Regions from separate parts of the Mus musculus genome. Here region 2 is linked to region 1. Evidence: chromatin contacts called from ENCODE Hi-C or POLR2A ChIA-PET data. All regions are on one chromosome and are shown on one strand. Each heading gives the region's core, a stretch centred on a gene start or an enhancer-like site at or near the end of the contact. The rest is flanking DNA. Distances are from core to core; before and after follow the strand shown.

Region 1 (5,484 bases), core at 1,546-4,045:
GGTCACGTAGGGCAGGACCCCTGGAGTACTCTCAGTGAAGGCCATAGAACTTCCTTCTCTGTCCCCATTGGCCACCATGACTTGGTTACTTCCCAAAGTGAAAGCATAGGTCTGAGAGTGTGGGCGCCCAGACCGGAAGAGACTCTCAAAACAGGTGTTCTGTATAATTCCAGTCCCCAGCCTGCGGTCTCAGCTGCCTTTCCCAGCAGCAGGAGCGCCCACAATCAGCCCAGGCCGGTCACATGCACTGCGGCATGCTTTGATGCTAGTCTTCTTTCCCACAATCCTTCCATGTCCCTGAGGAACCGGGTAAAGAGCAAGTGCTTCCCAATGAGACCCTGAGGGTCTGAGAGCCCAGCCTATGCTTGAAGCCAGCTCAGTACCTGGTAGTGCTAGCCTACCCTGCAGCATCTGGCTAGCCTCAATAGCACTTGGCCTGATCCCACCCTCTAGGAGGCGTGACAAGCCAGGACATCCTGGCTGGCATTCCTGTAATGCTCACCCTCCCTGGCCTGCTAAATATACATCAAGGAGGAATCTGGGAAGGAGCTACCACAGACAGGATTAAGTCTTCTACTGGCCAACGGCCATGGGGGCAGCTGGGCTGACTGGAAGGATCCCAGGGTTATTCGCAGAGAGGTCTCAAAAACAGCTGGGGAGATGGGGGTCCAGGCTCCTCACACCAGGGAAGGGAAATGGGGCCTTGGGGGTTGCAGAGTAGGCCAGGCCTGTAGGATGGAGACAAGATACACCTCATTGCCTCTCCTGCACCCAATGAAGGAAACTGAGTCAAAAAAACAGGTGGGGGCTCTACTAATCAACTATCCTAAACCAGTTATGCTAGACCCTTTGGTTTTATTTGGCTAATACTTCTACATCATAGTCTATCACTGAGGGAAGCTGAGGTGGGAACCTGAAACCTGGAGACAGGAACTAAAGCAGAGATCACCTAGGGCCTCTGCTCACTGACTTTTTCTCCATGGCTTGTTCAGCCTGCTTTCTTAAACAGCCCAGGACCATCTGCCTAGGGATGGACTGTCCAGAGTGGGTAAGCTCTCCCACACCAGCCATTCATCAAGAACATGACCCCACAGACTTGCCTACAGGTCAGTCAGATAGAGGCATTCTCTCAGTTGAGGTTTCCTCTTTCCAGATGACCCTAGCTTATGTCAAACTGACCCCCCCCACCCAAAAAAAAAGTTGATTTTTTTTCTGGCTCATATATATTTATCTATATATTTATTGTTATGTGAGACAGTGTGTCTTGTATCTCAGGCCAACTTTGAACTTGCTATGTAGCTGAGGCTAGCCTGGACTCCTCTTTTTCCTGTACCTTCCAAATGCTGGGATTATAGGCACAGGCTCATGTGCCACCATACCTGTCTCGTCATTTTTTTTCTTTTTTTTTTTTTTCGAGACAAGGTTTCTCTGTATAGCCTTGGCTGTCCTGGAACTCACTTTGTAGACCAGGCTGGCCTTCAACTCAGAAATCCACCTGCCTCTGCCTCCCAAGGGCTGGGATTAAAGGTGTGTGCCACCACTCCTGGCTCTGTCTCGTCATTTTTAATTCAGTGCTGGGCAGGCACTCTACTGACTTGGCTAAATCTTGAGTTTGGTCTGTCTGTCCATCTGTCCATCTGTCTGTCTTATCTATCTATCTATTGTCTGAGCCAAGGCCTTTGTGTATTGTTCAAACTGGCTTCAAACTCATTCCATAGCCCATGCAGTTCTCAAACTCTGTCTCAGACCACCCCCCCACCCCCCCCACCCCCCACCCCCGTCACCATCTCCAGCCTTCTAGGCTCTTTGAATAGAATCTGGGGACTCCGGGGAGAGGTCTCAGTCAGAGGGGATGGATATGCCATCACCAGGTCCCCAGTGGACTACCTTTCCTTCTGCTTCAGTCTGCCTACAAGCTTGCCCACACAAGGAACTACATGAATTCATTCAGTAGCCTATCGTCAGAAGGGGTAAAAGACTCCCTGCTTTGGGTCAAGAAGAAGGGCCCTCTCCAGGCGGTGGTGGCACACGTCTTTAATTCCAGCACTTGGGAGGCAGAGGCAGGCAGATTTCTGAGTTTGAGGCCAGCCTGGTCTACAAAGTGAGTTCCAGGACAGCCAGGGCTACACAGAAAACCTTGTCTCAAAAAAAAAAAAAAAAAAAAAAAAAAAAAAAAGGAGGAGGAGGAGGAGGCAGAGACTCTGGGGCCTCTCAGGGATAATAGTGGTGGGGTTGGGATGCAGAGAGCCTGTTCTTTTCTACCTCTGTTCCTGACACATTGCGTGCCACTCCCTTGGAGAGCAGGATGCCCAAGTGCTGCCCAGGACAGAAACCATTCTCATGGGGTGGGGTAAGTGTCCTCATGGAGATGGGTTGGGGTAGAGCAAGTGAGACCCCAGAGACCCAGACAGGACCAAATGAGCCCAGATGGACTGAACTCCCTGTAGTGGAAAGGGAAACTACCATTGCTGAGGTCAGCAAGAGGACCTGGACCCTGCTGGTCAGATGAAAGGGATCTTCAAACAGCTGTGCTCAGGAAACCACTGTGTGTGTGTGTGTGTGTGTGTGCACGAGCACGTACGTGAGTGTGAAAAGGGTGGTGGAGGGGTGTGACTTCAGGATGGATGCAGAGACAGGGGGACAGCTGACTTTTCCCACCCTCTAACTCCCCTCTGGCTGTGGGCCCTGAGCCAGTCACTTGGATTTCCTTATAAAAGCCAGTTGAAAGCCTCTGACTCTTGTGCCTGCTGGGTCAGCCAGACAGTCCTGCAGCGCCCCCTGCTGGATAATCCAACAGGGGTGTCGGGTACTGAGACTGTAAAGAATACATGCTCTGGCCTAATAGGTGATTAGAATCCGGAGATACCCCCATACCAAAGACTATCCTATGGTCGATTCAGCACAGCAGCTGGGACAGCTAAGGGTCTCAGTTCAGAAGTTAGGACTGGGAATATAATCCAGCAGTGGAGTGATTGCCTAGCATGCACGAGGCTCCAAATCTCAGCTTCAGTGGGAGTTGTGTGTGTGTGCATGCTCATGGGTAAACGTGTTCACCAACACTAATTTGGAGTATGCTGGGTGGTTCAAAAAGGTCAGTCAACTAGCTACACAGTGAGTTTGGGGCCAGCCTGGGCTACATGAGACCCTTTCTCAAGAGCAAAACAAAAAGGTGAGTCTGTCAGCACCCTGACCCTGCACTTCAGAGCTGAGGGACAATTCACTTCTGTTGTTCGAGCCGCAGCCTGTCCAATGTTGTGATGTTAAGTCTTAGAAAATGAACGAGATGGGTCCAGAAAACCGTTCTTCAGCCAACTTCCAATCAAACCAGTAAAACCATATAAAGACTTGAGAAGAGCCAGCCAGCGGTGGCTCACACTTTTAGTCCCAGCACTGGGGAGGCAGAGATAGGCAGATCCCTGAGTTCCAGGCTAGCCTGGTCTACAAAGTAAATTACAGGACTGCCAGGGCTACACAGAGAAACTCTGTCTCAAAGCATCCTACCCCCTCAAGAAAAGAATTGGGAAGAAATGGGAGACCCTTAACAAGTAACCATCCCCCAAAGCTAATGTATCTAAATGATAGTATGGCGGACTGCCACGTGGTCCCTAGGAAGCCAGGACCATAAGAAAAGACTTGATGATTCCAAAGTGGGTTTTTCATAAGTCAGGATATTTCAGGAGGGTTAGGAGTGGGAGAGAAGGGGAAGGACAAAATGACGGGGAGGGGACCCCCCACCCCCAGTCCCTGCCACCAAGAAAACCACTTGAGACTTTATCAATAAGAAAAGATAGCTGGAGCTGGGCATGGTGGCACATGCCTTTAATCCCAGCACTTGGGAGGCAGAGGCCGGTGGATTTCTGGATTTCTGAATTCGAGGCCAGCCTGGTCTACAGAGTGAGTTCCAGGACAGAGTCAAGGCTATACAGAGAAACCCTGTCTCAAAAAACAAAACACAAAACCAAAAGAAATAAAAGATAGCTGGGTGGTTGGTGGCACATCCCCTTAGTCCCAACACTCAGGAGGCAGAGGCAGGTGGATCTCCGAGTTTGAGGCCAGCCTGGTCTACAGAGTGAATTCCTGGATAGCCCGGGTCACACAGAGAAAGCCTGGTTTGAAAAACCAAGAGGGAAAAAGGCTTAAAAGAAGGTGTGGAGGTTCACACGGTGATCTCAGCAGCTCTGATAGGAAAATCTCTCTATTCTCCTGCCAGGTCTAGGTCATCCTGAGCTATGTGGTGGATTCTGGGTTCTTTACCCCTCCCCCCAGTCCTTAGTCAAAATCGCACAAAGAGACAAGAACAGATCTTTTGGGGTGGGGTGGAATTGAATTTTTTTTCTATATAACTCAGGCTGGTCTCAAACTCATGATCCTCCTGCCTCAGCCTCTCACAAACTAGGATTACAGGTGTGTGTCAACTCGCCCAGCTAAGAGCAGATACATGACAGCCCTTGTCATTTACATGTCAGTGATGCACCTCACAAAATGATCTCATTTTTAGATTTCCTTTTTTTTTTTTTTTTGAGACAGGGTCTCACGTAGCTCGGGATGGCCTCACGATGACCCTGAACCCCCCACGCGCTTGCCTCCACCTCTGTAGTATTGAAATTACAGATGCATCACGCCCACCTACAAAAATGTTAGAAGTTGTGACCCAATGCATTTTCTCCTGATTTTGAAAACTCTTTTTAAAAACTTGTTTTGTATCTGTGTGTGTCGTGCAGTCATGTGTGTGCAGTCCTGAATACATGTGTGTATCCATGTGTGCGCGTATGTGCACTGTGTGTTTTCCCACAGCCAGTCTCCACCTTATATAGAGAGTCTCTCTCTCTCTCTCTCTCTCTCTCTCTCTCTCTCTCTCTCTCTCTCTGTCGCTCCCTCTCTTTAGCTCCCTCTCTGTGTTTTGAGACAGAGCTTCTTTGTGACTCCCTGGCCATCCTGGAACTCACAGAGACAGGCCTGCCTCTTCCTGCCCCCTCCTGAGTGCTGGGATTAAAGGCTTGCTCCACCTCCATCCCCGGAGAGGCAGGGTCTCTTGAATTTAGAACTCAGCAGTTTGGCTAGTCTAGCGAGCCACCTTGCCCTGAGGATTTCCTGTTCCCATTTCCGGTGAGTTCAAATTACTCTCCCTTCAGGCCATCCAAACTCCATTCCTTACACTTATGTGCTGAACACTTTCCTCACTGAGATATCTCCTCAGCCTCATGGTTTTTTGTTTGTTTGTTTGTTTTACTTATTTTTAGACAGGGTCTGGATAGGCTACTCAGTCTGTCTTCCTTTCCTGGACTCATGGACTCCTTCTAAGAAGCCGAGACCACCCGTGTGCTCCATGGTGCCTAGTGTCTTACATGTTTTATTAGGGAAACATGACACTAGGTCCCAAGTGTGTTAAGCCCAGGACTCTGCACATCAGAATACCTGGCTGTCTTTGGCTTGCAAGAGTTTGCTGGCTTGAGTCTTAGCATTGCTCTGGGTCAGCTGTGGCCT
Region 2 (5,484 bases), core at 813-3,312, 77 kb before region 1:
CTTAACACTGAGCTATCTCTCCATGATTTGTTTTTAATTATGTGTATGTGTGCGTATGTGCACGGGAGCACGGTACCTACAGAGACTAGGAGGAGCACCGAGTCCCACTCATCTTTGCACCCCCGGCTCTGGGGATATGCATGCATAACAAATCCAATTTTCATGTGAATGCTTGAAATCCAAACTCAGGTGCCCACTTTCTCCACTAAGTCATCCCCTGCACCCGACGTGCTTAATAAGTAAACAGCAGTTTCCAGCCCTCCTGTACCTTTCCTGGCTTGCAAGGATGCTCCTCCACCGCCAGTAGATGGTTGGCTTTCTAACTTTCCACCACTTCCCTTAGCAGGGCACTTTAAATCCCCTTAAATCCCAAAGGGGGAAAAATGAAGAAGAAGAAGACAACCCAAATAAATAAAGGGAAAAATAGCCAAGATAATTTTTTTCAAACCTCTGTGAATAAGTGTGTAAACCCAGATGAAACCAGTGTCTTTCTTTCTCTCTTCCTTTCTTTCTCTCTTTCTTGCTTTCTCTCTCTCTCTCTCTCTCTCTCTTTATTTATTTATTTATTTTGAGGCAAGATTTTTTTTCTATGTAACCCTGCCTGGCCTGAAACTTACTATGTAGAATAGGCTGGTCTTAAACTTACAGAGATCTGCCCGCCTTTGCCTCCAGAGTACTGGGATTAGAAATTTTTTCCTTTAGGGGTGTGGCTATTGGCAGGTTGCCTCTGCCCCAGTGGATGACCCCATACCCACGTGCATAGAGCCAGTGCTAATCATTCAATGGTTTTTTTAAAAAATATATAAATAATACTAAGTTGGAGGGAGATGTGTTGAACAGACTTGGGGAATCAGACTTGGGGAGGTCAGATATGGTCAGACTACATTGTTCACATACATGAAATTTTCGAAGAGTAAAGAACCAAAAAAGAAGTCTGTGGGGTGTGGTGGTGCACACCTTTAATCCCAGCATTTTGGAGGCCGAGAAAGGCAGTCTCTGTGAGTTCATAGCCACCCTAGTCCACAGAGTGAGATCCAAGGCTAATCAGTGAGACTTATCCCAAAAAGAAAATGAAAAAAAAAAAACCTTACAAAAAAGAAAGAAAGAAAGAAAGGAAGGGAGGAAGAAAGAAAGAAAGAAAGAAAGAAAGAGAGAGAGAGAAAGAAAGAACAAACAAGGCTACACAGAGAAACCCTGCCTTGAAAACCCAAAAAGGGGGGGGGGGACCCAAGAAGAAAAGAAAGAAAGAGGGAAAGATGGAAGGAAGGAAGAGAAGGAAAGAAAGATAGACAGATTAAATTTTTTCACACACATCCACACCAGCACGTGCCTGTCAGGGCCTCTCAACACAACCACTGTCCACTCATACTGGTACCACCTGCCCTGACCTCCTGTTTTCTATTCTAAACCATCCAAAAATCCTCTGGGCACCCGTCCTGGACAGCCACCAGCCCCCACCGTGTGTTGACTTGTCTCTTGTTCTGACAGCTGTGTGCAGAGGGAGATCCCGGTCCCTTCCCCCCAAGCACGGCCCTTTCTTTGGTCATCCACCTTACATGAAGGACTCAGCTGCCACATTTGGTGTTGTGCACAGAGAGATCCCCATTCCAGTGCCTCACACTGCATCTCCCCGAAGCCCCCCGCCCTCCCGGGCAGACACTACCTCACCTGGAAGCCAAAAAAGCAGCAGCAGCAGCAACAGTGTGGGCAGCCACACAGCTGAGGCCAGTTGGGTCATTTCTCCCACACACGGGTCACCGGCAGGCAGGCCACGGCTGGACGCTCCACGGTTCAGTCCCGCTGGGGGACGGCCAGTCTCTGAGACGCCCACTTCTGCTTTTCTTTGTGTCTAGCTGTTTTGCTTCCGACTTTCCTCAGTTCTGTTCCTGGAGCTACGGGAGAAACTAAAAGAATCGGAAGGAGCCGAGGCGAGCTGATGAACCCCCCGTGAGGCTCTGATCTCATGACTGCCAGGCTGCCATGACAGCCTGATGACCCCTGCTTGCGTCTGGCTCAGGGTGCAGGGCCAGGTTTCATTCTGACTGGCACCCAGTCACTCCTCCTTTCCTTGTGGGAAGAATGGCAGCCTTGTGGAGAGGAAGACCTGCTAGCCCTGCCTGGGTGGTGCCCACTATGAAGCCTTCCTGGGAGCTCTAGGCCTGGACCCCCAAAAATTCCTGAAGGGTTTCTGGTGTTGGAAAATGTGTCTTCCATTTGACCAGGGGCTCTCCAGGCTGCGACCTTCTTTCTTGTGTAGCCCCATTGAACTTGAGCAAGGACCCAGACAACTTGCAGATCTCCCTCTTTCTCTGGTCCACGGAGACACCAAACATGTACACAGGGGTCCTGTGAACCCTTCCAGCTCGTACAGAATGGCACGAAAGCCCAGGAAACTCTGACCTTATTGTAAAACAGGTCACCCAATAGCTAGCTATTATACTATATTAATCATATAATAATAGTAGTTATTAAAGCCGCAGGCAGCCCTATGCCAATGATGAGGTCCCGAGAGCGCCCTCCCTTCCAGATCCTCCTCAGCATCTCACGCTTTCCTCCTCTTGCTACAAATGTGCCCTCGAAGATACCTGCTAGTTACACTGCTAGACGGGTGGAAGACAACGCTTCAGGATCCTGAAGAAATTTCTCTGATGGCCAGGTACGGGGACATACCCCTATTATACAACTATTCTGGAGACTGAGTCAGGAGCATTGCTGGAACCCACAAGTCTGGAGAGACTGTTTCAACAACAAGAAAACACACCACTCTTTGATAGTAATAGCATCATATGTCAACTAAAGATCAGTATGGAACTTTGTGTTCTAGATACTTGGCTTGGTCAGTGTTTCTTTGCTGTGAAGAGACACCATGACCACAGCAAGTGTTATCTATAAAAAGCATTTAAGTGGGGCTGACTTACAGTGTCACAGGTCTAGTCCATTGTCATCACCACAGGAAGCATGGTGGCCTGGAGGCAGACATGGTGCCGGAGAACGAGCTATGAGTTCTACATCCAGATCAGCAGGCAGCAGGAAGAGAGACACTGACTGGGACTCAAAGCCCACTCCCCCAGAGAAAATTTCCTTCAAGAAGGCCACACCTCCTGATCCTTTCAAAGAATGCCACGCCCTGGTGACCAAGTATTCATAACGATGATCCTATGGGAGTCATTCTCATTCAAGCCACCACAGTACTTCTAAAATTAAAAACAAACTAACAGGGCTGGAGAGATGGCTCAGAGGTTAGGAGCACTGACTGCTCTTCCAGACGTCCTGAGTTCAAATCCCAGCAACCACATGGTGGCTCACAACCATGTGTAATGGGATCCGATGCCCTCTTCTAGTGTGTCTGAAGACAGTGACTGTGTACTCAAATAAATAAAATCAATAAATCTTTAAAAACAAACAAACAAACATTAAACTGTACATGGTGGTACATGCCTTTAATTCCAGCACTTGGGAGGCAGAGGCAGGAGGATTTCTGTGAAGCCAGCCTGCTCTACTTAGTGGATTTCCAGATAACCAGAGCTACATAATGTGACCCTATATCAAAAAAAAAAAAAAAAAGGAAAGGAAAGGAGAAGGAGAAGGAGAAGGAGAAGGAGAAGGAGAAGGAGAAGGAGAAGGAGAAGGAGAAGGAGAAGGAGAAGGAGAAGGAGAAGGAGAAGGAGAAGGAGAAGAAGAAGAAGAAGAAGAAGAAGAAGAAGAAGAAGAAGAAGAAGAAGAAGAAGAAGAAGAAGAAGAAGAAATAAACATTTGTATGTATGTGTATGTGTGTGCCTGCGGATGGTTATTTTGTTGTTCTGTTCAGATTTGTTCTGTTTAGCTTACACTTCCAGGTCACAATCCATCACTGAGGGAAGTCAGGGTAGGAACTGAAGCAGAAACCATGGGAAAACCCTGCATACTGACTGGTTCCCAGGCTTACAATCAGCTAGCTAGCTCATAGAGCTCGAGGCCACCTGTCCAGGGATGGTACCATTGACAAACGGATGGCCTCCCACATCAATCAAAACCAAGATAATTCCTCACAGACATGGCTGTCTGCCAACTGTATCTGGGCAATCCCCAGTTGTGACCCCCTCAGATGAACACTCTGGGGATGGGTCAAGCTGATATCTTGACGCTAACTTGGACACTTTGACTATTGATCTTGTACATGAACACTTAGGAAAAGAGTCATATTTTATGGCTTACATAGCCTGCTCACTGTAAGATTCACAGAAATGTGGTTTGTTTGTTTGTTTTTTATCCCCTAGATGTCCTGTGATGTAAATGGTACTGCTGTGGGCTTGAACACCCAGACTAGACAGAGAACAAGGAGGCAAGTCTCTCATGTGGCTGGGTTGCTTGCTTCTGAGTGACACTGAGCAAAACCCTTAGCTTGTAAGTTGTGATGGTACAGACTCATAGTCCCAGCTCTAGGAGACGGAGGCAGGAGGATCAGGTGATGATCAGTAGTCATCCTTGACTACTAGAGAGTCTGAGGCTAGCCCAAACTACATAAGATCCAGACTCAAAGGGGAAGTAGAAGGGGAGGTGATACCTAGAGGGAGACTTCTCCTCCTCAAAGGAGAAGGGAGGAGGGAGGAATGGGGGAGGTTCTATGTGAGGGTGTACTGGGAGGAGGGGGGCTGATTCTGGAATGTAAAGTGAATGAATGGATGGGTGGATGAATGAATGAATTAATTAAGATGCAGACCCGAGAAGGAGGTGGGGGTGCTGGGAATATGACCCAGTGGATAAATGCTTATTGTACAAGCATGAACATCTGAGTTTGAGATTTTTCACCCCAGAACCTGGTAAAAATCTGGACATGGTAATACTGTAAGAAATAAATCTCAACGGTCCCCTCTCAGTATGAGGCATGCCCAGAGCTCATCGACAAGCCACAGGCAAGCAGGTGAAGCTAGGCTCCTCCTTCCCCTGGCTGGTGGACAGCGCCTGCTTGACTCAGGGCTCTGAGAGATGAAAAGTGGCTAAGGAAACAAGCCCAGAATTAGAACAGGAGGCAGTCTCATGTCCCCAGATAGTCATTAGATAAGGCTTTGCATCCTGACCCAAAAGCGTGGGGAGCTTGGGAAGGGGGCTACGCTCCAAGAGTGTGACAACTGTAAGCCTAGGGAAAAGTGGGCTCACAACTGGGGACTTTAGGAATCATTGTCTTAGCTGGCAGGTGGTGTACACCTTTAGGAGGCAGAGGCAGGTGGATCTCTGAATTCAAGGCCAGCCTGGTCTACAGAGCAAGTTCCAGGACAGCCAGGAATGAGGGATACACAGAGAAACCCTGACTCAAAACAACTGGGAAGGAAGGAAGGAAGGAAGGAAGGAAGGAGAGAGAGAGAGAGAGAGAGAGAGAGAGAGAGAGAGAGAGAGAGAGAGAGAGAGGGAGGGAGGGAGGGAGGGAGGGAGGGGAGGGGAGGGGAGGGGAGGGGAGGGAAGGGAAGGGAGAGGAGAAAGAAAGAAAGAAAGAAAGAAAGAAAGAAA

The links. Hi-C counts contacts between places; a loop is a spot of excess contacts on that map. ChIA-PET counts read pairs that join two places held with the same protein, here RNA polymerase II (POLR2A).
Region 2: a map of mature B cell shows a loop between it and region 1 (1.9-fold over the local background). The contact joins the promoter of Cd300a here to the enhancer-like site in region 1. A Hi-C loop is called at or near these places in 7 of 37 maps with a recorded cell type or tissue (Patski, T-helper 1 cell, T-helper 17 cell and 3 more). POLR2A ChIA-PET finds 5 or more read pairs at or near these places in 2 of 5 experiments (Patski and embryonic stem cell).

The regions. Positions count from the first base shown.
Region 1 is chr11:114,810,107-114,815,590 of GRCm38, reverse strand. No RefSeq gene overlaps it. Among named protein-coding and RNA genes, the nearest start is that of Gpr142, 9.3 kb to the right of the region's middle. Within about 2 kb of position 2,795, at least 1 of the 3 ENCODE cell types and tissues checked has a DNase peak (open chromatin) inside an H3K27ac peak, as active enhancers do.
Region 2 is chr11:114,886,619-114,892,102 of GRCm38, reverse strand. It overlaps Cd300a (CD300A molecule), which reads right to left and starts at 2,062. Exons shown (of 7, transcript NM_170758.4): 1 at 1,669-2,062. The coding sequence starts at 1,738.